2 separate regions of the Mus musculus genome follow, and region 2 is linked to region 1. A link is a loop called in an ENCODE intact Hi-C map of the cell type or tissue named here. Cell type or tissue: left cerebral cortex. All regions are shown on one strand. Links, peaks and the distances in the headings refer to the core of each region. The heading gives the core; the rest is flanking DNA. Region 1 holds the start of Zscan20 (zinc finger and SCAN domains 20). Region 2 overlaps Phc2 (polyhomeotic 2).

The links. Peaks named below come from ENCODE experiments on the same cell type or tissue, not always from the same donor. Only the 100,000 strongest peaks of a DNase experiment are listed, where the experiment ranks them.
Region 2: it touches region 1 in a loop (5-fold over the local background); 22 of 42 quality-filtered maps call a loop at or near these places.

The regions. Positions count from the first base shown.
Region 1 is chr4:128,604,058-128,620,157 of GRCm38, reverse strand. Zscan20 (zinc finger and SCAN domains 20) reads left to right here and starts at 10,060. Exons shown (of 8, transcript NM_177758.4): 1 at 10,060-10,164; 2 at 15,446-15,953. The coding sequence starts at 15,555. It overlaps Tlr12 (toll-like receptor 12), which reads left to right and starts at 1,539. Exons shown (of 1, transcript NM_205823.2): 1 at 1,539-4,712. The coding sequence starts at 1,703. The coding sequence ends at 4,423. In left cerebral cortex, for the core only: CTCF peaks have their summits at 6,698 (motif pointing left) and 9,852 (motif pointing right); DNase peaks (open chromatin) are centred at 9,987, 10,795, 11,968, 12,282 and 2 more places; H3K4me3 peaks cover 1,828 bases; H3K27ac peaks cover 698 bases.
Region 2 is chr4:128,689,705-128,704,956 of GRCm38, reverse strand. All of the region lies in intron 1 of Phc2 (polyhomeotic 2), which reads right to left. Among named protein-coding and RNA genes, the nearest start is that of Gm33712, 30 kb to the left of the region's middle. In left cerebral cortex, for the core only: CTCF peaks have their summits at 4,266 and 6,709; DNase peaks (open chromatin) are centred at 3,695, 6,349 and 6,592; H3K27ac peaks cover 2,229 bases.

The DNA of each region.
Region 1 (16,100 bases), core at 5,082-13,081:
TCTTCAATGCTCCTCCAGGGCTCTGTCACTCATGGGCCTGTCCTCTCTTACAGCTGCTAATCCTGTCTGGGCTCCTGGACTACCCGTCAATGCCTTGCAAGCCTGCCTCCTAACCCCTCATGCTTAGTCTTTTTGCATATTAAAATTTTAGGAACTTTTTTTTGTTTTGTTTTTTCGAGACAGGATTTCTTTGTGTAGCCCTGGCTGTCCTGGAACTCACTTTGTAGACCAGGCTGGCCTCGAGCTCAGAAATCCACCTGCTTCTGCCTCCCGAGTGCTGGGATTAAAGGCGTGTGCCACCAAGCCCGGCTTCGTAGGAACATCTTAATTCGAACATGTTTGTTCTGTATATTAACACTGACTAACATACAGGCATATTAGAAAAATTTTAAGAAACCTGACCTAACCATCTTTGCTAACTATCCTTTTGTTTTTTGACTTTTCTTTTTAGAAATTCTTGGGTTTCCCATGCAGGCATCCCAGCGTCCTGCCCTTGTGGCCGTTGTGTTTCTCCTTTAGTACCTTTAATTTTGCCGTTCCTGTCAGTTTGGCCATTCTCCCGCCTCCATTCTAACACTCAGCAGAAATGCAGTTGTCTCCTTCCCGGCTGTAAGTCAGAGGTGCTGAGAACGATACTCTTTTATAGGTCTTGGCAAGCTATGTCATTTGATGTTAACAGGATTTTCTTCTCTCTGAGTCTGTTAGTTTTTCAAATCATGAACAGATGTTGATCTGTGTCCAGTGCTTTGCTTCATAGTTTGAGGTGACCACAAAGCTCCTTTCTTTCTCTTTCTCTTCCCACTTAGGTCCCAGCCCTGTCCTGGCAGTTCAGGTCAAGGTAAAGGCCTTTCTTTTCTTGCCCCAGTGTCTGAGAGCAGGGCTGGAGCCCTCCCTACATCCAGTCTTCTCAGGTCAAATGCCATGACAACATCGTGTTGATATATTATTTTGCTTATAAAACATCCCCATTTGTGTTTAACCCAAGAACTCCAGGGGGGTCAGTAAAGAAAGGAAGTCATAATGAAACTAACAAGGAGAAAACCCCAGCTGATCTAAATCTGTGTTTGCAGCAATCCTACAGAGCAATCAAGCAAACGGGAGTTAGTCTACTTGGACAGAAGAGAACACAGGCTCAGAAGAGAAGAGGTGTTTTACTTGAGGACTGTGCAAAGCCAGACCAGACTCTACTTGTGTGTGTGTGTGTGTGTGTGTGTGTGTGTGTGTGTGTGTGTGTGTGTGTGTGTGTGTGGAGGGGGGTTGGGGGTGAGGATGTAGCAGGCACAGAAGCCAGGGGTCTAACCACACTGCAGACTGTTCTAGTGGTGCGCAGCCATCATCCCAGCCCTGGGGGTGGAAGTAAGAGAATCAGAAGTTCAAAAGGAGTCTTAACAAACTGAGCTCGTGGGACAGCCTGGGCTGCACATAAAAAAGAAAGCAACAACAAGAAAAGAAACTCTGTTTGCTTTCTCCTAACAGGAAGTGAGACCCCCCCATCCCCCTACGTTGCCCTGGTGTCATTTCCCCTCCCTCGAAGCCTCAGTGCTAAGTATCTCCAAGTCGGCCTCCTCACTTCCCGGCTTCCACAGTGGCCCTTTGACGGTGCTCCCGGACCTTGCAGGTACTCTGAGGTGGATGAGAGTATTGGTAACCCGGAGGCATAGGAGTCTAAAGTCCTCTCAGCTCTGATTCCTCTGGTGTAGAGATGGGCAGGTACTGGCTGCTGCCAGGTCTCCTCCTTTCCCTGCCTCTGGTAACTGGGTGGAGCACTTCCAACTGCCTGGTGACCGAAGGCTCCCGACTGCCCCTGGTCTCCCGCTATTTCACATTCTGCCGCCATTCCAAGCTATCCTTTCTTGCTGCATGCCTCTCCGTGAGCAACCTGACACAGACCTTGGAAGTTGTACCTCGGACTGTGGAGGGGCTCTGCCTCGGTGGTACTGTGTCTACTCTGCTTCCAGATGCTTTCTCTGCTTTTCCTGGTCTCAAGGTCCTGGCACTGAGTCTGCACCTTACCCAACTTCTGCCAGGAGCTCTCCGGGGTCTGGGACAGTTGCAGAGCCTCTCTTTTTTTGACTCTCCTCTTAGGAGATCTCTCTTTCTACCTCCTGATGCCTTCAGTGACCTGATTTCCCTCCAGAGACTCCATATCTCTGGCCCTTGCCTGGATAAGAAGGCAGGCATCCGCCTGCCTCCCGGTCTGCAATGGCTGGGTGTCACGCTCAGTTGCATTCAGGACGTGGGAGAGCTGGCTGGTATGTTCCCAGATCTGGTGCAAGGTTCCTCCTCCAGGGTTTCGTGGACCCTGCAGAAGTTGGATCTGTCATCCAACTGGAAGCTGAAGATGGCTAGTCCTGGGTCCCTCCAGGGTCTCCAGGTGGAGATTCTGGACCTGACAAGAACACCACTGGATGCCGTGTGGCTGAAGGGCCTGGGACTTCAGAAACTCGATGTCTTGTATGCACAGACTGCCACGGCCGAGCTGGCTGCTGAGGCTGTTGCCCACTTTGAGCTGCAGGGCTTGATTGTGAAAGAAAGCAAGATAGGATCTATATCTCAGGAGGCTCTGGCTTCCTGCCACAGCCTGAAGACCTTGGGTCTTTCAAGCACTGGCCTAACCAAGCTTCCACCAGGCTTCCTGACTGCCATGCCTAGGCTTCAGCGACTGGAGCTGTCCGGAAACCAACTGCAGAGCGCCGTGCTGTGCATGAATGAGACGGGAGATGTGTCAGGACTCACGACTCTGGATCTGTCAGGCAACAGGTTGCGCATCCTGCCTCCAGCCGCCTTCTCCTGCTTACCCCACTTGCGAGAGCTGCTGCTTCGGTACAACCAGCTGCTTTCCCTGGAGGGATACCTATTCCAGGAGCTCCAGCAACTAGAGACCTTGAAGCTGGATGGAAACCCCCTGCTTCACCTGGGTAAGAACTGGTTGGCGGCTCTGCCTGCATTGACCACCCTTAGCTTGCTAGATACCCAAATACGGATGAGCCCAGAGCCTGGCTTCTGGGGAGCAAAGAATCTGCATACCTTGAGCCTGAAGCTTCCCGCTCTCCCTGCTCCGGCAGTATTGTTCCTGCCCATGTATCTGACCAGCTTAGAGCTTCATATAGCCTCAGGCACGACGGAGCACTGGACGCTGTCCCCAGCGATCTTTCCTTCCTTGGAGACCTTGACTATAAGCGGCGGGGGACTGAAGCTGAAGCTGGGGTCCCAGAATGCTTCTGGGGTCTTCCCTGCTCTCCAGAAGCTCTCCCTGCTTAAGAACAGCTTGGATGCCTTCTGCTCCCAGGGTACCTCCAACCTTTTCCTCTGGCAGCTCCCCAAACTTCAGTCCTTGAGGGTATGGGGTGCTGGAAACAGCTCCAGACCCTGCCTTATCACTGGGCTGCCCAGCCTACGGGAGCTGAAGCTGGCGTCGCTTCAGTCCATAACCCAGCCCCGTTCGGTGCAGCTGGAGGAGCTGGTGGGTGACCTTCCACAGCTCCAGGCCTTAGTGCTATCCAGCACAGGCCTCAAGTCACTGTCGGCTGCTGCTTTCCAGCGCCTGCACAGTCTCCAGGTCTTAGTGCTAGAATACGAGAAGGACTTGATGCTGCAGGACAGTCTGAGGGAGTACAGCCCTCAGATGCCCCACTATATATACATTCTGGAGTCAAACCTGGCCTGCCACTGTGCCAATGCGTGGATGGAGCCATGGGTTAAGCGGTCCACTAAAACGTACATATACATAAGAGACAATCGCTTATGTCCAGGACAAGACAGGCTCTCTGCTAGGGGTTCCCTTCCCTCCTTTCTCTGGGACCACTGCCCCCAGACGTTGGAGCTGAAACTCTTTTTGGCTAGTTCTGCCTTGGTGTTCATGCTAATTGCCTTGCCTCTCCTCCAAGAAGCCAGGAACTCTTGGATCCCCTACCTGCAGGCCTTGTTCAGGGTTTGGCTCCAGGGTCTGAGGGGTAAGGGAGACAAGGGGAAGAGGTTCCTTTTTGATGTATTCGTGTCCCACTGCAGGCAAGACCAGGGCTGGGTGATAGAGGAACTTCTGCCTGCTCTGGAGGGCTTCCTTCCAGCTGGCCTGGGCCTGCGCCTCTGTCTCCCCGAGCGTGACTTTGAGCCTGGTAAGGATGTAGTTGATAATGTGGTAGATAGCATGTTGAGCAGCCGTACCACACTCTGCGTGTTGAGTGGGCAGGCCCTGTGTAACCCCCGATGCCGCCTGGAGCTCCGCTTGGCCACCTCTCTCCTCCTGGCTGCCCCGTCCCCTCCAGTGTTGCTGCTAGTCTTCTTGGAACCCATTTCTCGGCACCAGCTTCCGGGTTACCACAGACTGGCTCGGCTGCTTCGAAGAGGAGACTACTGTCTGTGGCCCGAGGAAGAGGAGAGAAAGAGTGGGTTCTGGACTTGGCTGAGGAGCAGGCTAGGGTAGCCATAGCCAGCACTGGTGTGGGGTGGTGCATGTGAATTTTGGGGTGGGGTTGGGGGAAGGGAAGCAAGCCTGCCTGTCAAGGAGTTGGTGTGTTTGTAGGTGCAGGGTCGGGGACAGTGGGTCTAAGAGGCTGAAGTCAGCCTTTTGCAGCGCAGGAATCCACGTGCTGTGAACACAGGTTTTGGGGGGCCTGGAGGTTGAATGAGGAAAACTGAGAGATGGAAGGTGTCCGCGGGGTATGTGACATTCCCAAGATCTTCAAATCCTCAGTAAACTTGCTAAATTCATGAAATGCGTGGCATGGTTGAACTTTTTATTTAGTAGAAATGCAAGGGGCAGAAAGCAAAGCGGGAAATGAAGGTGGAAATTCATGGGCACGCTAGGAAGGAGGGAAGGCTTTCCTAAGCTACAGAACTTGGGGCCAGGTCAAGTTCAGCCTGACCTTCGTGCGCCAGTGGGTCTTTTTGCATCAAGTGCCATAGAGGCTGTTTAGTTTCACTTCTGTGCATGTGATAAAACACCCAGGCCAAATCAACTTAAAGGAAGAAAGGGTTTTTATTTGTTTGTTTGTGGTCCCCTCCTCAACAATTTCAGGTTGCACTCTGTCGAAGTGGGACGTCAAGGCAGAAATTCAAGGCAGGCTTGCTTGTTATTTCACACAGCATTATCGTCCAACCAAGGAGCTCACTTCACAGGCAAGAAGTACAGCAAGAACCATGGAGGTGCCACTTGCGAGCCGGCTTATGCTCAGCCTGCTTTCTTATCGGGTTCAAGGCCACTGCCTAGGATTGGTGTGGCTAACACTGGATGTGTTTCTCCAAATGACAATCAAGACAAGTCCTCCCACAGACATACCCCCAGGCCAATCTGTTCTAGGCAATTTCTCAGTTGCGATTTTCCTCTCAGGTGACTTTAGGCTATGACAGAGTTGACAGCTGAGGTCCAAACAACTGGGAGGCAGACAGATCATTTCTCCTTCCGGGAACACATGAAGCTGTGTTCTCATGTAGTGCATCCTCCTGAGCCTCAGAGAAACACCGTCACCCTGGATGCTCCAGCTGTATGGCACCAGCCACGTGTGGCTCCCAGAGCACCTCGCTCTCGAGAACCCTCGCCCCCGGGCCTTTGCACATTCTGCTTCCTTACGAACAACACCTTTCCCTGAGCACCTGCACAACAGCCTGTAAGGTTAAGCTCAGCCATCAGTCGCTTTCTCCAGAGGTCTGTGCTGAGCTCCCAGCCTGGGACAGCATTTTGGAAGAAAGTACTATATTAAGATTTTTCTCTTTTTCTCCTCCTCTCACCCCGAACCCCAGCCTAGCCTAGCTTTGGATCTCTCTAAGTAACCGAGGATGGCTCCGAACTCCCAATCTTCTTGCCTCCGAATTTCCAGTGCCAGGATTATGGGTGTGTGGATTATCTGGCCCAGCTTTATTTTTCTTTTTCTCTTCAAAATCGTACCTATCTCTGAAGCTAGATTGCCTACTTTTTAAACTATGTGGCTTTCGTATGTTAGTTTGTACCTCAGTTTCCTGCTCTGTAAAATGGAATAGCACCACCCCCCACCCCCAGTATTTTGTGAGACTTAAATGGGTTAATGTGATTGAAAGAATAAGAAAACCACCCAGTTTATCACACATGTGTTCAATAGGAGTTTATTATTACGGGACTGAATTCATAATCTATATTCGATGATAATAATCCATACTGTTCTTGACAAGGACCTGAGTTTGCACTAGCAACTCACTTTGGGGCAGGTGCTCATTACCACCTCTAACTCCAGCTCCAGGGAACCTGACGTCCTCTTCTGGTCTCAGAGTATACTGGCACTCATGTGAACATGCCAGACTTAACACATGCACGTAATTAAAAAAATAAGAATCCTAAAAAAATTAAAACGATGTTTTATATTACTACATTTGTATCATTTATAAGCAAATACTCATATGTTGGAAACATGTGCCCTGGAAGTGTGTTTTACGGCTAGGAGTACTTGATCCTGTGAGTTTGGAGACTGGGTCCTGAAGCAAAGACGAAGACTGATGTCTTTATCCTCAGAGCCTAGTCCTGTCAGCGGAAAAGATTCACATTGGCAAATGCAGCATGCCGCCAAAACAGGCAGAACCCGAGGTTTATTCTGGCTGGGATTTGGTCTCTTAGGGATTATTTTATTTTATTTTTTTAAATTTCCACTTCTAAAAGGCTAGGTTTTAATTAGACAAAGGCAAAGAGACATCTTACAATCCCAGGCTGGATTTAGGGTGAGGTGCGCCCTCTTGTGACCTAATAGCATATTTCTCTTTCTGCGCACTAGCTCCGTTTGTTTCAGCTCCTTAGGATAGAATGGCTGATGTGGAGGTCTCACAGGTCCCTGCAAAAGTGTCTTTCCACTTTCAGACGCAAACACTCTATCCAACACACTCAGCCCACTCAGCCCTCCTTACGGTGTCAATGTTTACCCAAGTCCTTAGCTTCTTCTTCATGAAATGTCAGGCAGCAAGCAATGTAACTTCTGGGGTTTTAGGATTTCAAATTCCAGCCTTGGTACTTACTGTGCATATGATTTTGAGCAGGCTAATTTATTTATATCTCTAAGCTTCCATCCTTTTCATAAAATGGGGTAACAGTACCAACCTCACAGAGCTTCGGGAACAATTGAACAAGGTGTACTAATGTAACCTGTTAATACCAGCACACTACATACGCTAAGTAAATCACTGATATATTAAGCAATGAATCAGAAGCCGGGTGGCAGTGGTGCAGAGGCAGAGGCAGAGGCAGGTGGATCTCTTGAGTTTGAGGATAGCCTGGTCTACAGAATGAGTTCGAGGACAGCCAGGATTACACAGAGAAACCCTATCTCAAAAAACAAAATAAAACAAAACAAAACAAGTCAGAATATAATTTCTTTTCTTTCTTTTTTTCTTTTTAGTTTTTTTTTTTTTTTTTTTGAGACAGGGTTTTATGTGTAGCCCTGGCTGTCCTGAAACTCACTCTGTAGACCAGGCTGGCCTTGAACTCAGAAATCCGCCTGCCTCTGCCTCCCAAGTGCTGGGATTAAAGGCATGCGCCATCACTGCCCGGCTAGAATATAATTTCTAGCTAAGGAATTTGAAGTGAGTTACTAAAACTAAGATGTAGAATTCCCCCAAATGCAATACTAGCTGACGTAGTGAGCCCTTTCCCAATGCTAGCTACTGTCAAATTTGCTCAAGTTTCATGGGTCTCAATAGAAATAATAGCCAGTAGTCGTTCAACCTTATGAACGCCAGGAGGGAGACAAGCTCTTCACAAACTTTGCATATTTTTTTCCCAACAACACTCAAAGGAAGATTTCAGTATTATTACACCCATTCTCCAGACGAGGAAACTGAAGCCTTAGCAGTTTAGGGGAGTATCTTAGTTTGGGATTTCCATTGCTATAAAGAGACACCATACACCAAGGCAACTTTTATAAAGGACAACCTTTAATTGGGGCTGGCTTACAGGTTCAGAGGTTCAGTCCATTATCATCATGTCTGGAAGCATGGCAGCATCCAGGCAGGCATGGCGCTGGAGGAGCTGAGAATTCTTTTTTTTTTAAAAGATTTATTTTATTAATATATGTAAGTACACTGTAGCTGTCTTCAGACACTCCAGGAGAGGGCGTCAGATCTTGTTGTGGATGGTTGTGAGCCACCATGTGGTTGCTGGGATTTGAACTCTGGACCTTTGGAGGAGCAGTCAGGTGCTCTTACCCACTGAGCCATCTCACCAGCCCGGAGCTGAGAATTCTACACCTTGTTCTGAAGGCAAACAGAAGACTCTTTCCAGGCAGCTAGGAAGAGCGTCTTAAAGCCCACCCCCACAGTGACACACTTCCTCCAACAAGGCCACACCTCCTCATAGTGCCACTCCCTGGGCCAAGGATATTCAAGTCACCACAGGGAGGTAGCACAATTGATAAGGTACCTGCCACATGTTCAATAAGGGTCTCAGTTCAGGTCCTCAGCATTCATATAAAAGCCAGGAGTGTCAGTGCCATAGGTAACGCCTGTACTGGCAAGTGGGATGGGGAGGCAGAGACAGGCAGATTCCCAGAGCTCATGGGTTAGCTAACCTAGCTGGATCCTTCAGTTCAGTAAGAGACCCTCACTCTAGTAATCAGGGTGGAGAATGCTCCAAAAAGGGCATTCATTTTGACCTCAGGCCTCCACAGGCACATGCACCTGCATGCACAGTGCATCTATCCACACAAACATGTTTACAAAAGAGGCGTTTGGAGTTTGCTGGAGGCTTTGCAGCTAGGGAGTATCAAGGCATAGATCCCACATTGAAAGCAAGTGGCTGGACTCCATGTTTTACCTACATATTATCTTTAATCTCCCAGGAACCTACCCTGAGATGGAGGTTTTGTTCTGTCACCTAAATTTTACAGCTGAAAAAAAAAAAAGACAATCGTGATGGAGTTGTTTGTTTGTTCAAGGACATACAGATGGGATGTATGAATTGGGGTTTGAATCTATGGCTGACTGACTACAAGACCCACATTTCCAGCTTCCTATTAGATGGCTCATACCTCAAGAGTATTTACAGTGTTTATCATAGGGTTTCTATTGCTATGACAAAACGCAGTGACCAAAGCAACTTGGGGAAGAAAGGGTTTATTCGGCTTACACTTCCACGTTGTAATCTGTCACTGGAGGGAGCCAGGATAGGAACTCCCACAAAGCAGGAACCTGGAGGCAGGAGCTGATGCAGGGGCCATGGAGGAAACGCTGCTTACTGGCTTGCTCAGTCTGCTTTCTTACAGAACCCTAGACCACCGGCCCAGGGGTAGCCCCACCCACAATTGCCTGAGCCCTCCACTATCAATCATTACGAGAAAGTCCCGCAAGTTCTCCCATAGTCCCTCTTATGAAGGCATCTTCTTCACGGAATCTCTCTTTTCTCTGATGACTCAAGCTCGTGTCAAGTTCGCATGAAACTAGCCAGGACCGTGGAACAAAGCAACTAAGTATTACACTAAGATTATTCAGCTACAGGGATTAACGTGTTTCTGACACCCAGGGATTCAAACTCCGTAAGACTAATTTACATAAAAATGGCTAGTATCTGCTATCTATAGTTGGATCCTGGATCCGAATTAACAGTTCTAGGTTTATTGCCTCACTGATGCCTCACATAAACCTGTCACATGAATGCTATTATTCTTACTTCACAAGTGAAGAGGTGAGATATAGAACTCTGCCAAACCACTCAACTAAGTTGTGAATTTGTGAATTTGAAATTGTAGTTACAACAGACAAACTCTCTCTTGCCCAATAGATGGTCACTGTATTCACCCTCTTTCCTTTTTTTATTATTTTTCCCTACTCTCTCCAGCTCAACCCAGGGGGCCCCACGCTTCTTCAGTAGACCCCGACCCCACGCCCTTCTAATCTAGACTCCACCCAGTAGGCGGCACCGTCACCGCAGAACCAATGGAAGAGAATAGTATCGAGCTACACCCCCCCAGGCATTGGCCCTGCAAGATTTGTTCCGGTACCAGAGCGCCTGAGAAGATGAGGCACTCATTGGCTGACGTCATCTGAGAGGCGGCCGATAGAGGAGTGGCCACCGGTGCTCGCGCGTTGCCTTTTGGGAGTTGTGGTCTCAGAGATCGGGTTCCAGGGCTGGCGGCGCTGGGACTATGCGTCCCAGCATCCCCTGCAAGAGCCCGGGAGCACTTCCGGCCTGTTGAGAAGTGGGTGTCTCTGTGGGTGAGTCTGGGTGGCGGATGGGGTGCAGTTGAGAATCAGGCGCTGGGCTGGAGGCTTTGGAGGTGGTGGTACCCGCGGGGGAGGGGAGCTGGGAAGGTGAGAGGGGAAAGCAAGCATCGTGGCGTGTGTGTGTGTGTGTGTGTGTGTGTGTGTGTGTGTGTGTGTGTCGGGGCGGGAGTGCGGGCGGGCAGAGGCTGCAGCGTGTGGAGATGGGCAGGGTCACCGAGGGGTCGGGATGAAGAGTGAGTTGGAGAGGCGGGCAGTGAGACGGGTCTTACCGAGGTCTGTGGGTAAGGTGGTAGAGATGCGTTTTGGCTGTGAGGGGAAGTTACCTTAGGGTCTAGAAAAGCACAATCAAGGGAAGAGAGAACTCAAGGGCCCTGGCAAAGAAGTGAAGAGGCCCTGAGCGGAAAGTCTGACCTTAAAATAGTGCTTCATTCTCGACACCTGCGTTCATGTCATCTGTGACGGGACTGGCTATTGTGTTCAATCCCAAACCTGTACTTCTTTCCTCATAACTGATAGAAGTGAAAGGCATCTTTATCTACTGACCCGCCCACCCTCGACTGACCCGCCCACCCCTGCTGACCCGCCCACTGACCTACTTGTTTTACCAGCTGATTCCACCTGCGCCTGCATTCTTCTTCATCCACGCCGTTTGCTGTACACTGTTCGAGGCTTGCCATTTCTTTAGTATCTCTTAAAATGACCTCTGTCTTCCGGGAGCCTCTGCAGAAGTGTCCACATTTTCATTTCTCCAACTCGGAGAAACATTGCAGCTAGTGTGATCTGTTGAAACCCTCAACTGTATACCTTCCGTTTGTTCTCCAGCTTGGAATCCATCCCTGGCATGCAACACGTGTTGAATGGAATCTGATCTAGTAGATTCTTCATAATGCTCTTTGCAGCCCACTTTTCCCATACTGCACGCTCCGGGGCTGCCAAGGTGTTTCCCATTCTCCAGGTGGGCCATTTTGCTTCTCTACTATTTCATAGCCTGCCTCTCTGCTGTAACCTCCCTCCCCCATTCTCTCTGCGTTGTACTCAAGAACCAAATCAACAGTTCCTTAAGCAAATTGCCACCTCCAACTTCCCAGCTCCCAAATCACACTTTCTTTATGACATTGGATTAATATAATTATCTGTGACTTTTAAATTTATTAATTATCATTATTATTATTTGTCTCTTCCACTAGATAGCTTCATCAGGGCAGGCAGTGTCTGGATCATCTCCATTTTCTTTGGTCCAGCCCAGAACAGCAGACATCTAATGTAGATCCAGCAAATGAGTAAAGACTTGGTGAATGTGGGCTAAAGACTCTCAGGGGGAGCTTTGTTAGACCACGTTTGAAAATGGCTACGGACTTCCAGGGCTGTGAGCTTCAATCTTCTTCCTGACATCGATATCTGCTGGGAGCTGAGGTTGTTGGGGGCTTAAGGACAGTGTTGGCCAACACATAGGGATGCATACAGCGGCTTCCTTTACCTGAGGCCCGGCAGCCATTGCTAATTGATCACAACATATATCCATATGGAGCTCATTTCTCAGCAGACTCCTCTAGGTAGCTTCCCCCATGATGGAGGATGGTCGGCTAAGTGAGGCCTATCTGCCACCCCCAGTTCCAGTCCTTAGATGCGAGTCTCCCCTCTTACAGCCATAGATTGCATAGTTAGCCCAGTAGGACTGACAACCATTGGGAGCTCCCAGCTGCTTAGAGGATCCCAACCAATCTGGTCCTCTCTCTGGACCGAGGGAGCATCTTCTCTCCTCCTCTGTTGTCACAGGAGTGGGTGGAGGGGGGGGGGGAACTTAGCTCCGCATTCACATCCAGTACCCAGTTGCCAAGGCCCCGCTCAGCTTCCCTGTGGTAAAGTGGAACAACTTAAAAAAAAAAAGGTTTTTGTTTTTTTGTTTTTAAATTAAATGTGAGAATTTTATACAGTGAATTCTGGTGGCCCTGATTTTGATTGAGTACCCTTTCATCATTTGGGGACTCTGCACCCCTCCTAAGTCTTTCTGGGAACTGGAAGTGAAACCTTTGTGATTTATTTATTCAGACTTCTGTCTGGAATAATGCTGTAGGAAAGACACGCTGCTTCCATTCAGTGCCAAGAAAGGCTCACAAAAAGAAAAGCAGGCGGGGAGTAGCGGAGACATGAGGAGTAGCACCACAAGAGGAGACATAGTGGCAGCCCACGTGGGGTGAAGTCCCTCACGTGTCTGAAGCAATTCTGGCCGTTGCCAGCATGTGAACTCTAGAGGTCTGGTTTCTCTTGGAGAAGACTGAAGAACCGGGGACGTCCTGGGCTCGCCGTCCTCTTAGGGCTCCACGATGGGTCACAGTCCCTGCCCGTATTTACTTTTTCCGTTTCAGGCTCGCTGCCTGCTTATTCTATTCTTGTTTCACAAGTTAGCCTGTGATAAGAGCTGGGTAGGACAGGAGGCTGTCTGACCTGCACGGTGTGACACAGCAGCTAAGAGGCAGAAGTCTCACTCTTCCATGGATGTTCTTGTCTGTCTCCCGTGGCATGATTCTAGCAGGTAGGAGGATGTGACGGGATTACGGAAAATGGTGGGAGACTAACCTGGGCCTAGGTCCTAGCTCAGACACTTGGTGGGTTTAGGACTTTTTCTCCCCCCTCTCTCTTTTCCCCCCTCTCCCTACCTTCTCTCTTTGAGAAGTTCTGTTTCTCTCTATACATCATAGCTTGGGAGTCCTTTGTTAAGGACTCAGTGAGCACTCAGTCTTGGCATAAGCTCAGGTTTTCTAGTGTGACCACGAGGCAGAAGAATTGGAGACAGCCCGTTTCCATTCTGGTCTTCCTGGGTCATGGGTGTTATAGGTCAGTGACGGTCCCTCTACTTCCTTGTCTGGAGGATTCTGTGCAAATCTAGATGGAGAATGTTTAGGACTGTACTTAGTGTGGATAAAAGGCACCTCTTGGAGGCCTCGGTGTATCTCTGGAGGCCTCAGGGCTGGAGAATGCTCTTGCCACGCTCCTGACTGACAGTGTGGACCTCCCTTCCCCCACCGTAGTCTAGGCCATATGGATAGATCGATATATGATTCTGACAAGGGTTTCTTCCATTTGTTTGAAATGAACTTTTGAGGTTTTTCGGATCTCTCTCCCCCAGAAGATGTCCTCGGCTCTGGCTTGGTGACTGGTGGCGTCATTGCCTGGCGGGTGTCTCCTTTATGCAGGAGTGTAGGAGTCTTTGCTTGCCAACTTACTGTCTGTTCCTAGACTGTAACTTTGTGAAGGCTGAAGGGACTTTCTGTCCCAGCCACTGTTGGATCTGTAGCTCCCGGTACAGTGCAGGGCATATGGTGGGTATTCTGTGAATGCCTGACAGGTTACTCCTTGTGTATGACAGTGACAGATTGTGTGTTTGGATTAGTGTGTTGGGAAAATGTGTGTTAAAAAAAGTTATGAAACATTAATTCTTCAATATAAATCATGGACATTCTAGACTTTTGATGTAACAGATTTACATATTTAATACAAGACAACAAAATCTCTAATGGCACTGGTATTTGTTGTCTATGAGGCTGGGTCCCATACTGGCCTGGTATACCTCAGTGCAGTGGCACTGTCCATTGTAGGGGTGGGTGGCTGCAAACCATGGGTGAGCATTTATCTCAGAGCCATGTATCAGCTGCTTTGGGAGGAGCAGGGATGGTGGCCGGGCATGATAGAGCACACCAAGGAATGCCTGGAGGAAGTGACATGTAGCCACATGTAGCAGAGGGATAGCCAGAAGTAGCCCGGTGGCCCTGTGTTCTCTAAGCATCTTCCTACGTACATGGAAGTCTTTTTGGCCAGTCTCTATCTTTTTGTTTTTGCTTTTGTTTTTTGAGACAGGGTTTCTCTTTGTAGCCCTGGCTGTCCTGGAACTCACTCTGTAGACCAGGCTGGCCTGGAACTCAGAAATCCGCCTGTCTCTGCCTCCCAAGTGCTGGGATTAAAGCGTGCGTCACCACGCCCGGCTTCAGTCTCTATCTTTTGTTACCCTTGCCTCTACCCATCCTAGTCAGATGGCCCAGAATACCAGATGCTGCCATCCTTTGCCTCTGGTCCTGCTGTGCCATTCCTACTTGGATGCAGCCAGTGGCCTCCTGTTGGGTGTGTCTTATGCCATTAGACTTTCGACGACTAGCTTGTTTTCTAAGAGAACCCAGTATGGGTGTCATCAGAGAGGCTGTACCTCCATAGGTGCCAACGTGCACGTGTCTCCACAGAGTGTAATAAAAGATAGTGCCACGGGAAGGTGGGAGTCGGGGAGAGAGGAATCTTTTTGATGTGGGCAGGCCACCAGTTGTCCTTTGGCTAGTGTGCTCCGGTCCTCATGAGCTCACAACATCACTGTCTGCTTTGTTTTCTCCATGCACTGAGTACTGTGCTAGAGCCTTCAGAAGCTGTGGTCTGGGCACTGTGGTTATTACAATAGGGTGATCATGGTTGCAAGGGAGAGCATGAGATGCCACAAAAGCTGGTGACCAAGGACAAGTCTTGTATCAGGGAGCATGTAGTTTTTGTGGAGCTTGCCACAAAAGATGGCAACTAGGATTTTATTGTTTATTTGCTTTATGTATGTATGTATGTATGTATGTATTTATTTTTTGCTATTGTAGCTCAAGCTGGTCTTAAACTTAGAATCTTCCTGCCTCGGCCCCCTGATTGCTGGGGAAGGTACATTTGGTTTTGACCCATTGAATATGAGGTATCTAGAGGACAGTCAAGTGGAAATGTTGGAGCCATGAGCTATGCAGACAGCTTTGGCTGGAGTTTCGAGAAACTTCAATTTAGAGATGGTGAATGATATCTGGTGTGTGGGGTGACTGGAGAGTGAGGGGGGGATTTTGCCAGATGACCATCCCTAGACGAGGACCAAGGCTCAAGTTTCAGAAGGCAGGTCTCATGGAAAAGGTGACCCTCTTGGGGTCCGGCTTTGGGGAAGGTTGGCTTTGGAACCTGGTGTAGAAGGGAGGAAGGCCAAACTAGGGTCAAAGCCCAGAGGTCCAGGGTTCTTGGATTAAACATTTAGGCATGTCCCAAAAGATGTAGCATGGTGCTGTCTTCTTGTAAAGGGAACTGGGTGCTGACATTGGTGCCTGATCACGGTCTCACTTCCTGCCCTTTGCAAAGCAGTGTCTCAGAGAAGCCTCAGAGACACTTCCACAGACTTCCACAGAGGTTGTGGAAGGTATGAGAGAGGCGAAGGAAGCAGTGTTCCTGGGTCCTCTCCCTCACCGTGCCCTTTGTCTTTCTACCTTCACAGTCTTGGGGAGCTGTCCCCGCCAACCCCCAGGAGCCCCTTGAAGGACACATTGTCAATGCAGGAAGCAGCCAGATGAGACAGCTCCGCTGAAGTGAAGCACCCGGGCCAGATGATGGCTGTGGCCTCACCTCCGCCAGAGCCGGAAGACCTCCTGATTGTGAAGCTGGAGGAGGACTCGTGGGGATCAGACTCCAGACCCGAGAAGGAGAGCCACAGCCCCGTCCCTGGCCCCGAGGTTTCCCGCCGGTGTTTCAGGCAGTTCCGATACCGGGATGCAGCTGGACCCCATGAGGCCTTCAGCCAGCTCTGGGCGCTCTGCTGTCGTTGGCTGAGACCTGAGCTTCGCCTCAAAGAACAGATCCTGGAACTGTTGGTGCTGGAGCAGTTCCTGTCCATCTTACCCAGGGAGGTGCAGACCTGGGTGCAGGCACGACACCCCGAGAGCGGAGAGGAGGCGGTGGCCCTGGTGGAGGATTGGCACCGAGAGGCCTGGGCTGCCGGACAGCAGGTGAGGCTAATAGTCTGATCTCTAAGAAGCTGGCTAGGCAAGATAGCAGGCCTGAGGTTGAGTTAATAATTGCCCCCAAATTGCCATAATAGCCATCATTGAGCACCTACCGTTTCCTGAGCCCTGCCGTGTAGCAGGTAGTATTCC
Region 2 (15,252 bases), core at 65-8,064, 90 kb before region 1:
TTGTGGAAATGCTCATGTCCCAGCCTTCTGATTCTATGGATTCTGTCACCTAGGGTGGAAAACACTTGGAAAAATTGTGTCAGGATTAAACATATATGGAACCCCCCCTTTTTTTGGCTAATTCCCAAATAAAACAGTACAAGCTACTTAGCATCCCAGCTTGTTAGGCTGCAGAGGACATCTAGGGCTTATTTGGAACACATGGGATGATGTATATAGGTTTCATGCATTTACGCAAGGGGCGTAAGCAGTTGCAGAGCTGAGGGTGGCTGGGCAGTCTGAGAACTGTTCTGTGGCTCAGCCAGTGAGACTGGATAGGCGCACCCCAGCTTTCCAAGCAGGCTGCCACAGGGCCACCGGTGAACTCAGGCTTTTGTTGAACATTGGTGTCGTTTTTTTTAGAGAGAGGATCTTTCTATGTAGCTCTCTGCTGGCCTCAAACTCACCATCCTCCTACCTCGGCCTTCCCAACACTCAGAGCTCAATACCCAGCTCTCAACTGAGGCTTTGAGTCACTAGACCCCAGAAGAATATGGACAGGACCGGTTCTTTAGGACACTTTTGAAATCAGGCGTGTCTGCTCTGAACTCTAAGTCTTCTGCTAGAAGCAATGGAGGAGAGGTAAGGGAGGAGGGCTTCTGGCACAATCTCTCTCAGGTAGGGATCACCTTACACCCCTCCAACTTCTTCATCTTTCGATGGAGAAAATGAACACCTGAACTTATACCAGCTCTACACAGCCTAGGTAGTGAAAGAAGTGAAATTTTAAAAATCTCCATCTCTACCAGGGGTTGTGAGCCCTTGGGGGGGAGGGGTGTCAAATGACCCTCCCTCTGGTGTCCCTAAGATCATTAAAAAAAACACACAGATATTTACATTATGAAACAGTAAAAAAATTACAGTTAGAAAGTAGCAACAAAAATTATGTTATGGTTGGGAGTTATCACAATGTGGGGAACTGTATTAAAGGGCCGCAGCATTGAGAAGGTTGAGAACCACAGCTCTGGAGGACAGAATGGGAGAAAGGCAAATCAAGAAATGACAGAAATGGCTGTTTTGTTCTGAGAGGCTAATGAGCCTCAGGTGTTTGCAGTCTCTGCTCTAAGTCCTCTCCATGCCCGAGGGACTCAGTGTGGGGCAAGTTCTACCTTGGGTGGCTAACTAAACTCTGCTTTGAACATTTGATGGACTAGGGTCTGATTCTTGCTTTAGGCAGTTTCTAGTTGGGGACCATACACAGCACCCTGTTTCTTTCTTTCTTTTTTTTCTTTTTTTTTTTTGGTTTTTCGAGACAGGGTTTCTCTGTGTAGCCCTGGCTGTCCTGGAACTCACTCTGTAGACCAGGCTGGCCTCGAACTCAGAAATCCGCCTGCCTCTGCCTCCCGAGTGCTGGGATTAAAGGCGTGCGCCACCACGCCCGGCTGCACCCTGTTTCTTAACCCATCAAATGTGACAGTCCACGAAGAACAAAGTAAAAGGCCATGCCAAGTGCCAGCAAGCTATCACCTACTCAGTCACCTCCCCCAAACGCCAACTGCTGCCATGGTTATGACACTGTCCCTGTCTGGTTCCCATTGTCTGGTTCCAATAAATCATGCTTCCCCCACGACAGGTTTGATGCAGTCTCTAGTAATCTGATGTCCTAGCCAGGAGGGAGAACCAGAAACTCCTTCAGAGGCCATTTGGTGGTCCAGATGTGTGCCCTCACCATCACCATTTGGTGGCCCAGATGTGTGCCCTCACCACCACCATTCTGTGAGCCAGATGTGTGCCCTCACCACCACCATTCTGTGAACCAGATGTGTGCCCTCACCATCACCATTTGGTGGTCCAGATGTGTGCCCTCACCACCACCATTCTGTGAGCCAGATGTGTGCCCTCACCGCCCAGCCTCACAAGCCCAGTGCCTCGATGGAGAAAGCTTGGGAAAGAAGTGAAGAGCGGTGGGCGAGGTGCATCAGGCCTGAGTGCAAGCCCTGCTTTTGATATTTCATTATCTTTCTAAACCTTCTCTCTATTCTTTCCTGTTTGCAAGCGCATGCACGCGCACACACACAACCAATATCTTATCTATCCATCCATCCATCTATCCATCCATTCATATATCCATCTTGTTTATGTATCATCTGTCAGAGACATCAAACCCTCTCCTTGTAGATGACACCAAATTCATAAAGGAAGATAGTATTTTGCATATTAATGAAAACACTGATTTGTGTAAAGAACTGAACCAGATGTTAATGCCGTCTCTCAATCTGAGGTTGACAATCCTCAAGCCACTTTCTTCAGACAGTTTCACTGTGGCATTAAAAAAAAAAAGAACAGGAAGGCAGCTGAAGAAATGGCTCAACAGGGGGACTGGCCAGGCGAGCCTGAGGAGCAGAGTTCGGATGCAGCACCCACATAAATGCCAGAAGGATGTGATGGCCTGCCTGTGCTCCTGGAGCCTTCGTGGCAGATACGGCATCTCCACAGCAAGCTGGCGAGCCAGGCTAGGTAAATGGAGCTCTGGGTACAGCGAGAGACCCTGCCCTACACATAAGGGAGATAGAGTAATTGCACCTGATGTCAACCTTCAGACCTCACATGCATGGGTATGTGAAGGTCAAATGGCAGGAATGTTGGAGGTTGGGAAGCTGATGCCACTTCCGGGTGGCAAGTGGGTGCTTTGTCAAATACCCATTGCTTGTGACCTGGACCACCAAGCAGGTTCTCCTTGAGGCCTGTCTGCTTTTACTGCCACAGAGGTCCCTGTCCACGAATCCCTCGGCCCCGCCTTGCATTGGAACCAGGCTTCATGATGGCTGATCATTTGTTAAGGATGCCTGTGGACGAGGATGAGATGCGTGGGCCAATGGCACAGCTAAGCCAGCAAGGATTTCCTGTACCTGGCTCTGTCGAGATCTGCCATATCTATATTCCAGGAACAGAAGTCTAGGCTGATGAAAAGCCATGCAACACTCCATTCCTGGCCTTGCAGGAACTGAAAAGCTAGCTATCAAGTGAAATTTAAAATATATATTAAAATTATTTTGTAGATTATGTATGTGGTGGGCCTAAATGCATATTTGTGTTCCAGCAATGTGGGGGTCCGGGGTGATGTTGGGCACCTTCTTCATTTCTCTTCATCTTATGAGGTAAGGGCTCTTACTGTTCTGGCTAGTTTGGTTAGCCAGATTGCTCCAGGGATTCTCTGTATTCCACTCCCATGCACCAAGTTCTGGGCGAGCCATTATACAGGTGCTAGGATCTGAGTTCTAGTCCTCACGCCTGTGCAGCAACTGATACAGATGCTGTCTCATCTGTAGCCCACAACTATGACCTTGGCTAACCAGGTAACGATGGCAACCTCCAAACACAGGCTGCCCCAAAGGGTCGTTATCTCCCTTTTCCTAAATGTTGATCAAAACTGGGGTTCAGTTCACGTTCTAAGACATCACGCCAGGTGTGGTGGCACATGCCTTTAATCCCAGCATTTGGGAGGCAGAGGCAGGCAGATTTCTTAGTTCGAGGACAGCCTGGTCTACACAGTGAGTTCCAGGACAGCCAGGGCTATACAGAGAAACCCTGTCTTGGGAAAAAAAAGTCTTTGCTTTTGGCTGAACAGGTGCTGCAGAGTGTGTACTCAGGCCCTGTTGTCAAACACTAGTGGCATTCCTCTGTGGAAACACTGCCAAGTAAGAACAGCATGGCTCCCACGCAAGACTGACACTTCCCTTAGCCACTGGGGACACAGCTGTCTCCTACCATTGCTGGCCAGAGCCCACCCTTCTCTGTTGGCCTTGCGCATGGCTTCGTACCCCCACCTCCTCTCGTTGAGGGGCTCGTTTGGTTTTGTTCCCTTGACCCCGGTCCCCGCTCTCTGTGACACCTGTGCTCACGTTCACCCTCCACTACCCATGCATCTATGGCTGCACCCTGCTCTGTGTCCTCCTGGTGCGCATGCTCCTCCCACTGAGCGCTCTGGAAATAAAGCGTGCTCCCTCGTTCCCACTTTCCCCCTGTGTGATGCATCCTGCCCAGCTCTCAGCCCACTAATGGGCCCCTTCCTCTCAGTCTGATTTGTCTTCCCTCCCTCTCACCCCTCACTGACCTGGCTCTGGTTCTCTGAGACAGCATCCCTTACTGCTCAGCCTCCTCTCAGGATCCCTCACACAGGCTGGACCAAGCACATGTCTCCCACATGCACACACTTACTTGCTCACTCCCGCTACAGCGCATGCTCACTGATGATGCACTGTCTCTCTGGCTCCCTCTGTCTGAGCTCCTGCTTTTAGTAGCTACAGCTGTCTTCCCAGATGCATGCTCTTAGGGTCTCTGTGGACCACTCATGCAGAGGACAGGGAAAGGCAGGCCAGACTGGTTTGCACACCAGCCTTTCAAAGTGTGCAAAAACACTGACTACACTCAGGTGTCAACCACCACCACCACCACCTTCTGTTTTAGAATTCCTGTGACCATTAAGCAGCAATTCCTTCCCCACTGTCCAGCCGCCCCTGGTGGTCTGAGATCTGCCTTTATGAATCTGCCTTTTCTAACATCTTAGATGAATGGAGCTACATCTTCTGTCCTCTTCACAATGTTTTAAACATTTATTCACATTGTATCATATGCAACAATTGTATTCCTCTTTAGGGTTGACTAATACTCCTCTTTCTATATGTGTGCACATCTCTCTGTGTGTATGTATATGCATGCATATATTTGCATATATATGCATATGTATTTGCATATGTGCATGTGTGTCTCTCTGTGTATACCACAGCTTGCTTCTCCATTCACCTGCCTATGACACTCAGGTTGTTTCCACCATTGGCAACGGCCACTGTGCACAATGTTGTAATTCTCTACTATGTAAGAAGCAGTGAATCATGGGGCAACTCCGTGGGGGGAAATGTGGACATCCAGATGTTCTTGTGCCATTTGTTGAATTACCAGTGTTTCTGTGACTCACAGAGGTCCCCTCAAGCTACCTGGTATATGTCAGGACCTGTGTTGATCCTTCCTGTCTTTCCCACTTCTACACGCTGCAACCCCTCGGGCTCAGGATTATTGTGACTGACCTGAAAAATCTTGGTTACCTGGCAGTATCTCACCCCCGGGCTTACTGTTGTGGCTACTGACGCTGTCCCTGTCCCCCGAAATGCCTTCCTTCCAGTTTTCATTACCATACTGTTCAGGTCAGCAGTGCAGGTGAGTCCTGGGGAATAGCATGGAATGCTGCTTCCTTGAAGTCCTCCCCCTTCATAGTCAATCATTACGTCGCTTAAGCCATCCAATGGGAAGGCTGTTGGCACAGTTGGTGATTGCCTGTCTCACATTCATAATGGCCTACTGCAAGGAAGTCATGTTCTTGGTGTCTGCTCCTGTACCCATGGTGTCAACTGTACCCCTGCATGCCTGGAGCTTCAGGCCCTGCTCCTTCTGCTCCCTGAAAGCTTAGTTTCTGCCTCTTTTTAGAACATAAACTACTCATGGTTTCATCATAGCTTTTACCTGTGGTCTCTAGTCTACCCGTAGAGATGGCTCAGTACCACTGCCTGTTTACTCGACAGTAGATGCTTTGGGTATACTCATGACTACTGTGAGAGTAGTTATTAATGTCCCATTTTGTCAATAAGAAATTATCTAAGCCAAGTGTTCTGAGGCAGAAGGATTACTGTGAGTAAAGTGTTAAATGATGAGTTTGAGTTAGCTTGGACTATAGAGTAGTAAGATTGTTTCAAAATATAGATATAGACAGAGACAGATGGGGAGGAGCTATCTAATTTATCTAAGGGCATCACAAAACTGGCAGTCCAAAGCCAGGTGTGTTGACCTGGCCCACTGTTGCAGTGACACTGGGCCCAGTCCCTGTCAGAACATACCAGAGCAAAGTAATGGAGATTACTCGGCTGAATCCTCTAATTACTGTTTATCAAATATTTGTACAAAACCATCCTTCTACATCATTTATACATACACGATATTACACATATGTACCCATCAAACAGTTCCAGAAATCAGACATTACCACAAACTCCCTTGTTTTTCCTAGACAAAAACCAAGGCCTAGTTTCTGAGGAAAAGAATGATTTATTCAAGGTAACATGGCTTTGACTCTTCTAGGACCATGGGAGGGATGCCCAGCAGCCAGGGCTAACTGGACTTACCCAGCCAGAGGGCTGGGACTCATCCTGAGGGGAAACCAGAAGTGAGTTGGTCTCCTCATGCAAAGAGCGTGGAACACTCCGGCAGCATTCAACTTCTGCTTCTACAGTTTGTGTGGCAAAGCTTCCATCTCTCCCTCCTCACACGTTCCTTCTGCCTCAAAGCTTGGGGTGGGTGGGAAGCAAAGGAGGCCTCCTGGAGTTTTAGCTAGGGCTACTAACGTGCCTGTCTGTGGACTCTCGTTAGGGCCTGCCTGCCACATGAGAAATATGAATCTGTACATTTCACAGCGCCCATGCTTTAAACATTTATCCACTCCTCCTCAATTTCCTCTTCCTAGTCTCATTCCCCTTTCTCTTCCTTCTAATGACTGCCTTATTCCGTCCCAAGGCCACCCACCCCTGTGGACTCCCACTGTGAACCACAGCCAAGTCTCACTAATGGCTGACAGCCAGAACTAGAAATATGTTTTTCTCTGGTTCCAACTCACTGTGTGGTTCTGTGTGAGGCTGAGCTCCAAAGCTGCCGTTCCTGTTTCAGTCAGGCCTCCCTCCCAACCACAAGGGACCACTTTGAGCGATGTGCTGACTGGAACTGGCTTGGATAGCGATCTTATTACAGGTCTCTGAGGCCTACAGGGCTTGAGACCCGGCAGCTGGAGAAATGCTGATGGTTCTGTCCTTTCAGGAGCCGCCAAGTCTAGGAAACACTAGGCCTTTGTCCCCAGGGTCAGGGAAATCCATTTGCTGTGGATTATGGCTGTGATGGTGTTCCAGGGAGGCAGAGGGGGAAGATAGTGAAAACAGCTCTTAAACCCTCACCAGAGACCGCAGGTCCAGCGGGATGAGGCTTTCTAATGGGATCAGGGCTTGACAGGAAGAGAGAGGTCTAGGGCCCCCCCCCCCCACAATGGCTGCTCCTGGTACCAGCATATTGGCCTCTGTGTAGAGTCTGAAAAGGCAGCATGAAGGGTTCCTCCTGGGTGCCTCTCTCTTCGAGGGGGGAGACAATGATTGAAAATTCAGTTCTCTAGACTGAGGGAGCTAGGGGAGACCCCCTTCCACCTCCAGGTTGCAGGGTGAATCCCTACACCCCCATCCTTCGCAGAGCTCCGGCAGCACTGTGAAGGTACGGAGGCACTGGGCAGCTCAAACCTCCCTCCTGACCTCCCTCTGTGCCTGCCGTGTCTCTTACAAACCTAGATCAAGGTAAAGAGAACAGGGAGATGGCTCAGCGGATGGAATGCGTGCCCAGCAAGCTCAAGGGCCTGAACTTGATCCCTAAGGACCTAAAAAGCTGGACGGCTCACCATGCACCTGGAACCCCAGCACTGGGTGGCAGGGTGCAGAGAGGGCAGGATCCCCGCCCGGGCTTGCTGGCCAGCTAGTCTAGTCAACTCAGCAAGCTCCCAGCTCAGTATGAAGCCCTGTCTTAAAAAAATCAAGTGGATAAGCAATAGAGGAAGACACCTGACAGTGACCTCTGGACTCCATGCACATGCATGCGCCTATACACATGCACTCATACCCCCCCCCCCCCCCACACACACACACAGGAACACATACACACATGGCGGGGGTGTATGTAGGTAATCAAAGAAAGTAAACCAAGTATATTAAGGAAAGGCAACAAGACAGAAGTGTCAGAGGCATAGCTAGAGCAGACCACTGCTCTAGCAAGCCAGACAATGACCTCATAGCAAAACACAAGAGCGTGCGCTCACATCAGCAGCCTTTTCCTGCTGAGGCCTGATATTTCTTGGTACCATAGAAAAGGCAGATTCTACCGAGCGTTTATGCTCCAACCTGGTGCTGATTTGTTGACAAGCATTCGCAGAAGAAAGAGAAAGATTTGATCTTACCCCTTCTGGGCTGGGCTGGGGAGTAAGGTGTGAGGGCGGGGTTTGTCTTGGCTCAGGAAGCTTCAGTCTCATGGTTCTGAGGTGGGCCAGTCTCCCTGAGGTCTTTAGTGGATGTGAGGAGTGAAAAGAGGCAAGGACTGGTGAACATTGCTGTAAGCCAAGCAGCAAACCAGAGAGGCCAGAAGGACTCAGAGGAACAAAGTTCTCTTCAGTTTCAGACAACCTTGTTGGTCACGGCAGCCCTAGAAAGTATTAAAGTGTACTGCCTACATCTAACTCTCATGAGCCAAACGAGGTCAGATGAAGCTTGTAGGAAAATTGCAGAGACATAACTCAGTCTCGCCAATGTAAGGGCCCTGTGGGTCACATCAGGGGGTCCCAACATGTGGCCTCAGGAGGGTTCCCAAGACTGTCAGCTCTCAGGCCCCACTTCAGACCCAGAGAAGCAGAGATTCCAAGACTGGGGCTCAGCAACTGTGTCATGACCAGCCATGCAGGGTTTCTGATGCACCGAAGGCTGAAAGCCGCTGTCAGAAGGCCACTCTCAGACCTCTAAGAGATGAAAGAGGAATGGCCATGTGCCTGAGATGGTCCACATGAAGTGCCTCAAAAGTGCTAAGTTAGGGGACTGAGAGAAGAGACTTAACAAATGGAGTGTCTCCCCTGATAGAAATGGAAGAGCAGCTATGCAAAGGGGCACAGAGCTGGCTGCTCTCAGAGACATTCCCAAGGCATCTGCCCCATCTGTCCCATGCTGCATGGTCCAGCGTTCTGTCTCCCATTACCCTTCACTGAGGCCACTCCCTATGTCCCACCTCCCTAGCAGAATCGGCTTTTCCTGTGCCAGCCAGGAACATGTCTGTTCTTCCTAGAGCCCAGCCTTTGTCACATTTGTCTTCATCCATCCTTTGTCACATTTACTCAGTGTGCGTGTGCACGTGTGTGTGTGTGTGTATGTGTGTGTGTGTGCATGTGTGCACTCACATGCACACTGTAGAGTCAGAGGACAACTTGTTGGAGTTGGTTTTCTCCTTTTATTATGTGGGTTTTGGTCACTGAACTCAGGTCACCAGGCTTGGTGGCAAGTGCTCTTACCTGTTAGGCCATCTCCTTAGCCCTCCCTATCTTTGATCTGCCAAGAGGCCAGCTGACTTTCCCAGCAGGTGGTGACTGGTATTTTCATTTACACTGGACACTGTGAATGGCTAGCAACAGTGGCGTTGGCTGTGTGAAGAATAGACCTGAAGTCCTGCTGATACATCTCACTCCTCAAGAGAGCTCTCAGAGACACCAAAGCACCCGTGACACTATTCTGTGATCGTGACGCCTTTGAAACCTTGAGACAGCATGGACACATTTACTCAAGTTGGTGGTCCTGATTCAGGCTCAATGAACAAGGCCATTACATATAAAGTTTGACTTGGGGAAGGAGTAAGGAGACAGACAGGAAAGAGGTGTTGATGTGATGGCTGTAAAGACCCAGTTACTGTGCAAGGCACACACGGGAGATCCTGCTCAGGCAGCCTGGCCTCCAGCCCAGGCTGCACCATTAATTAGCTGGGCTTGAAGCATCAGCACCAGCAGAGATGATAATGTCCTACCTCCTACCTCACACAGACTCTGCCAAGATGAACCAGGACGCGTAGGCCTAAGGAAACATTTTTAAACAAAATTGACAAGAATTCAGTACAGTATGAGTTCAGAAAGGGGGAGGGTTGAGATCAGGGAGTGAGTGTGAAAAGGGCGGAGTGCACATACATGCGCTCGTGCCAAGTCGAGCTCTTTCTCACTCATTGTCCGGTTTTGCAAAACAGATAGGGTAGCAGCAAGACACCACATTTGCTTGAATGAGTACATATATGCTTTGAGACAAGGTCTCATTATGTAGCACAGTTGACCTGGGACTTGGTCTCTAGATCAAGCTGGTCTTAAACTCAGAGAGAGAGAGAGACACACACACACACAGAGACAGAGAGACAGAGAGAGACAGAGAGAGACAGAGAGTGCCATCTGCCTCTGCTCAAAGGCATACACCACTGCACCCCAAGAGTATAAGGTTTGGAGAGCAGCCTGGCCTGTGCACTGAGTCCCGAGCCTTGCACAGACCAGGATGATGCAAGACCACTGAGCTCTGTTCTCAGTTCTACCTTTGCTTTTTGAGACAGTCTCTCCAGGCTGGCCTTATGCTCACTCTGTAGCTCCAGCAGGACTTGAGCTTACAACCACCCTCCCCAGTCTCTGGAGTGGCTACAATTACAAATCTGTGCACCACCATGTCTGGCTAGAGTCAATTTAAAAAAATGAGTATGGGTGTTTTGTCTACATATGTCTCTGCACAACTTGCATGCCTGGTCCCCAGAGGCCAGAAGAAGGCATAAGATCCCCTAGAACTGAACTGTTGTGAGCCACCACATGAATGCTGGGAATCTTCCTCTGGAAGAGCAGTCAGTGCTCTCAATTGCTGAGTCATCTTTCCAGCCCCAGTTAATTCTTTCTTTTTAAGTAGCCTAGTAGAGTTGTACATTTTTGGCACATAGACATCTTAGTAGCTAATGCTATAAAAGATCACTGTAAGATTCTCTCTGTATTGAATCTCCCTATAAAGTATACAAACATGTGTATGCACACACATATACACATATGTACATATATGAACACACACACACACACACACACACACACACTCCTAGTATTTCTAGAACCTGCATGATCTGCATTCCAACTTGGCTTTGGTCTGGCTTGGAGCAGGTTAGCCCAGACAGGCTAGCCTGCCCCTGCTGTGTTCCCACAAGCCTAAGTGGGACAGGGATCGAGAAGCACCCCATTGCCAGGCTTGCAGAACAACCGTTCCAGGGCTCGCACGTTAGTGTGGACATTTTTGAGAAGCCCTCCTTTCTCTTCCTGTCATACCTATCCCTGGACCACGGCTCAGTCTCAAGTGGCCTACAGGGTCACCTGACATTTTGTAGTTCTTGGGGGGGGGGGGAGCTGACAAGTTTGCTGACTCTAGAAAGGCAAACACCAGGGACTATGTTGGGGTACCCTGCTGTCCTATGGCCACGGGGGTTCTACCTCAGATCCTGTAAGACTGTAAAGCTTAGCCCTTTCCAACACTAGGAGGAGATGGCAGGGTCAGGGCTGGGAACAGATCCTCTGGACAGACACACTGCAGGGATAAATGGGCACCTCTAAAGCCACGCATGCAGATGTGAGGGATTGCTCCTGGGTAGGAGGCCACCATTCTGGGACTGGCATAGTGAAGGAAACAGCTCTAGCCACTTGCTTAGAGACAGGAGCTGTACTATGCGTGATCTCATTTGGTCCTCCTGCCAGGCAGAGGGGTCACTCTATCACCGTTCTCACAAGAAAACAGAGGAGGACTTCCCCGAGGCCACAGAGTCAGGAAAAGCTCGTGTTGTATTTGAACTTAGTTCACATACCAGATGCAGGCTCTCCTGTGCTTGCTACAGCATGGGCCAGCTGGTGCTTATGAACTGGGCTCCTACAGCCTTCTGTCTAATAACAGCAGTCTCAGGAGAATCATCCCAGCAAGGTCAGGCCAGGCCAGGCCAGTCAGTGCCAGCTCTCCCAGGTGCTGCCTGCTCTCCCCCACCCCCAAACTACACTTGGAGAAAGAGTAGGGAGCGTGTAATATTTGCTGGCTCTCTCTGTTCCTAAGTATTCTCACACAATACATAGAAAGCTGGTCACAGAGCCGTCCACATGACCCTTGCTGTAACTGAATTCAAAAGCAAAATAATAATAAAATAAAAGCTGCCCAGCAGTGCTTTGGAGGGAAGGGACAGAGGCGGCCTTTCTTTCCTGAATCTCCACACACTCTGGGCATGGAGTCAGAGAGTCAGTATGCCATGTAAGAAAAGAGGAGGAGCTTAGTCTGAGAAGGCTGTTGGATTCTTGCTACTGTCCCAGTGGGGATGCTGTGGACAGGTCACCCAACCCCTCTCTATGGGCTCTTTCCTTATCTGTAAAATGATGCTAATAACACTGACGAAGAGTTACCCGGAAAATCCAAAGAAAAGGTGAGCTAAACACAGAGCCCCAGGCGCAGCACAAACACACACTTAGTTGAAGCATCCCCACCCCCTTTCCCCTGCCTCGGCTTCTCTGTGCTGCTGTGGAGCAGTGGTTAGAGACAGGGAACAAGTTCCCAGAGAGAATAGCACCAGCCCCAGATCCAGCTACAAAGCAGAGCATTCCAGAACAGCCCGAATGAGGTGCGTGTAATTTGATGCTCTCCGGGCTGGCTTGGACATGAACTTTTTACCAGACCCTCAAAGCCTAGGAATTTTCTTATAAAGGAGAGAGAGGGAGGGGGAGGGGGAGGGCGAGGGGGAGGGGGAGGAGGAGGGAGAGGGAGAGGGAGAAGGAGAAGAGGAGGAGGAGGAGAGGAAAGAGAGAAAGTATGAACAAATGATCTCTCCCTAAACTGAAGGCATATAAGACTGAGTGTATGTGTGTGCAGGTGTGCATATGTGTGTACGTGCATGCGTGTGTGCATGTGACACACGTGTCACGCATTTTCTCATGAACATATGTGGTCTGAGAGAAGTGTGAGACTGGAAGCTAGTCACTCATTCATGCTTCCAACTCTCCCACACTCTGTGCCAGCTGTCTTTCAGATGCCCAGAGTGAGGCTGCTCCCGGAACGTTCTTTGCAGGCTACTTCTCATGTGGTGGTTGGGTTATCAGCACTCAAGGCGACTGCCTGAAAACTATCAAGGCGACTGCCTGAAAACTACTGCACATCACACTACAAATAGCTGGAAATCTGAGCTTCCCTCTTCCACTCTCTCCTCCCAGCCTCCTCTTACATTGGCTCAGTCCATTAGCAGAGGGCTCAGCCCTCCGAAGGGGCTTTCTCCTGCTCTGCTTTGCCCCAGCCGCTTCTCATGCCAGTTAATCACAGCCCTGAAAGTGATCCCAAAGGGCAGAGGATGTGGTTCAGTTGGTACAGTGCTTGCCTAATGTGCAGAAACCTCTGAGTCCAAGCCCCCAGAACCACATGAACTGTCGTGGCTACAGAGAGTTCATTGCCACCCTGTGATACACAAGAGTCTGTCTCAAAGGTTAAAATAGGGGCTGGGGAGATGGCGCAGCAGATAAGAGCACTGTAGGTTCTTCCAGAGGACCTGGTTTCTGTTCCTGGCACCCACATGGCAGCTCACTACCACCATAACACCAGCTCCAGAGGGTCGGACACCATCTTCTGGCTTCTATGGAGACCAGGCACACACACAATGCGCAGACATATGGAAGTAAAATACACAAAACCCCCAAATATTTACATTCTTCTTTCTTAAAGTAACTCTTTAAAAATTAAGCAAATAAATAGTTCACAATTTGTAAATCCAGCTCTCAGGCCTCTTTGTACTCATCTGCCTCAAGTTATAGTGTTTAACCGCAGTTAATGTTCCTGCATGTCCAGGAAGCCTGTGGTCTACTGTGACTACCAGCCTTTCTTCCCTTAGCGTCATTGTTGGCTTTACCCAGACCACCAGTTTACCTCCAGCTTCCTGGACTCCTATGTGCTCCCTACTATCTGCAGGAGAATGGACCCACTGGGGTAGAATCAATATTTCACTGTTATCTGTCAACTACAACTCTATACCCTACTTCCTTTTTCATACTTATAAACAGCAAGTAGCTAGTTTGGACTGAGTCTCTGGGAAGAAAAGGCAGAGAGACTGGGGTGGTTAGGAAGCGGAAAGTGGACAGACAGCTCCCCGGACAGACAGTTCCCCGTGAGGCTGCTTTCTTCCCCGTGGAGCTGTCTGAGCAGAGCTGTGGGCCAGGCAGGTGCACATCCCAGGGGAGTGTCCCCCAGGCCATGCCTGCAGCCTGCTGTCAAAGACACTTTTCTGGACACCAGGAATCCACCTGAACAAGCTGTATACTCCTGCAGTTTATAGCTCTGCCATATAAGGATGTTTTAAAGGCTAATAATGCTATTTGTTTTTTAAGGTGTGGGACAAGCCCAAACTGGTTTTACTAAATAAAGAAAAGAGAAAATTGTGTTAGTATGAACTTCCTGATGTTCCCCCATCCGCTTAGAGGGGAGGAAATCACTCCTTTCGCATGTGGGGAGGGGCGCCGAGAGCTGACTCTTTCATGAACCATCCAATTAGCCCACTCACGCCCACTCATCCAGGCTTTCCTCATCTTATGTACTTGGTACTGGATGGGGAACAAAAGCGATTGACTGCTCTTGAGGAAATGACCAAGTGAGGTGCGAAGCAAGATGAATCCACAGGTGTACCAGCGGTTAGACAACTTGATGTGGTTTTGTTTTTGTTTTTGTTTTCCCCACAGAGGGCCAGGCAGTATATAAGCTAAGCTTTGCGGGCCGCATGCAGTCTGGATCGTATATTCTCTCTCGGCTGCCTTCCATTTAAAAGTGTACGGTCTGTTTTTAGCCCGAAGGCTTTCCACTAGGTGTGCAAGACAACTTTTAGCTCAGTCAGCTCAGGTTTTGTCTTAGGAGGCTTCTTTAGGCAGAGCCAGGAAGGATCATCCCAGGTGGGGTTCAGGCTGTTGTTATAGATCACCCCATTAGCTTAGAGCTGAGATTTGCTGAATGGGCTCTGTCACTTAGATAACTGAAAGCGTAAACTTCCTGGTCCACAGTGGTCTTTTAGACCTGAGCATGCATCAAAATCAGCCAATTAGCCCAGTCCCTCCCCCCAACCCCCCCCCCCCAGCCCGGAGTTCTCATGTGGCCTCCAAGGGCCAAGCCAGACTGTATGAGCAAGCTGGGCTGAAGAACTGAGACCCGAGAGGGAGGAGGTTTAGTGGCACCAAAGAGGGGCCTTGACCCTGACCCCTGCAGTTATGGATGGCTCTCCCTTCCCAGGAAGGCTCTGAGTCTCCTTGGGCAAGATTTGTGTGTGTGTGTGTGTGTATCTTCCCTTCAACATCTGTGTTGGCACTCATCCTGTCTAGCTTCTCAAAAATTTACATATTTTAAACCACGTCTGCAAAAACGGCTCTTATGCAATGTGCCTAGTATGTATCCTCTGATAGGGCAGTACTTCTCGTTTAGCACATACCTTAAAATGATTCCTTAAAAAAAAAAAAAAAAGTCAGACATGGTGCTCAGAGAGAAGGTGGCGAGAAAGGAAAGAAGTCATAGTGAAGTCCACAGAGCTATCCACAGAGGACTCTGTGGGCATCCACACACACAAGAAGTCATTAATCTGGAAGACAATGAATGGCAAAGGCAA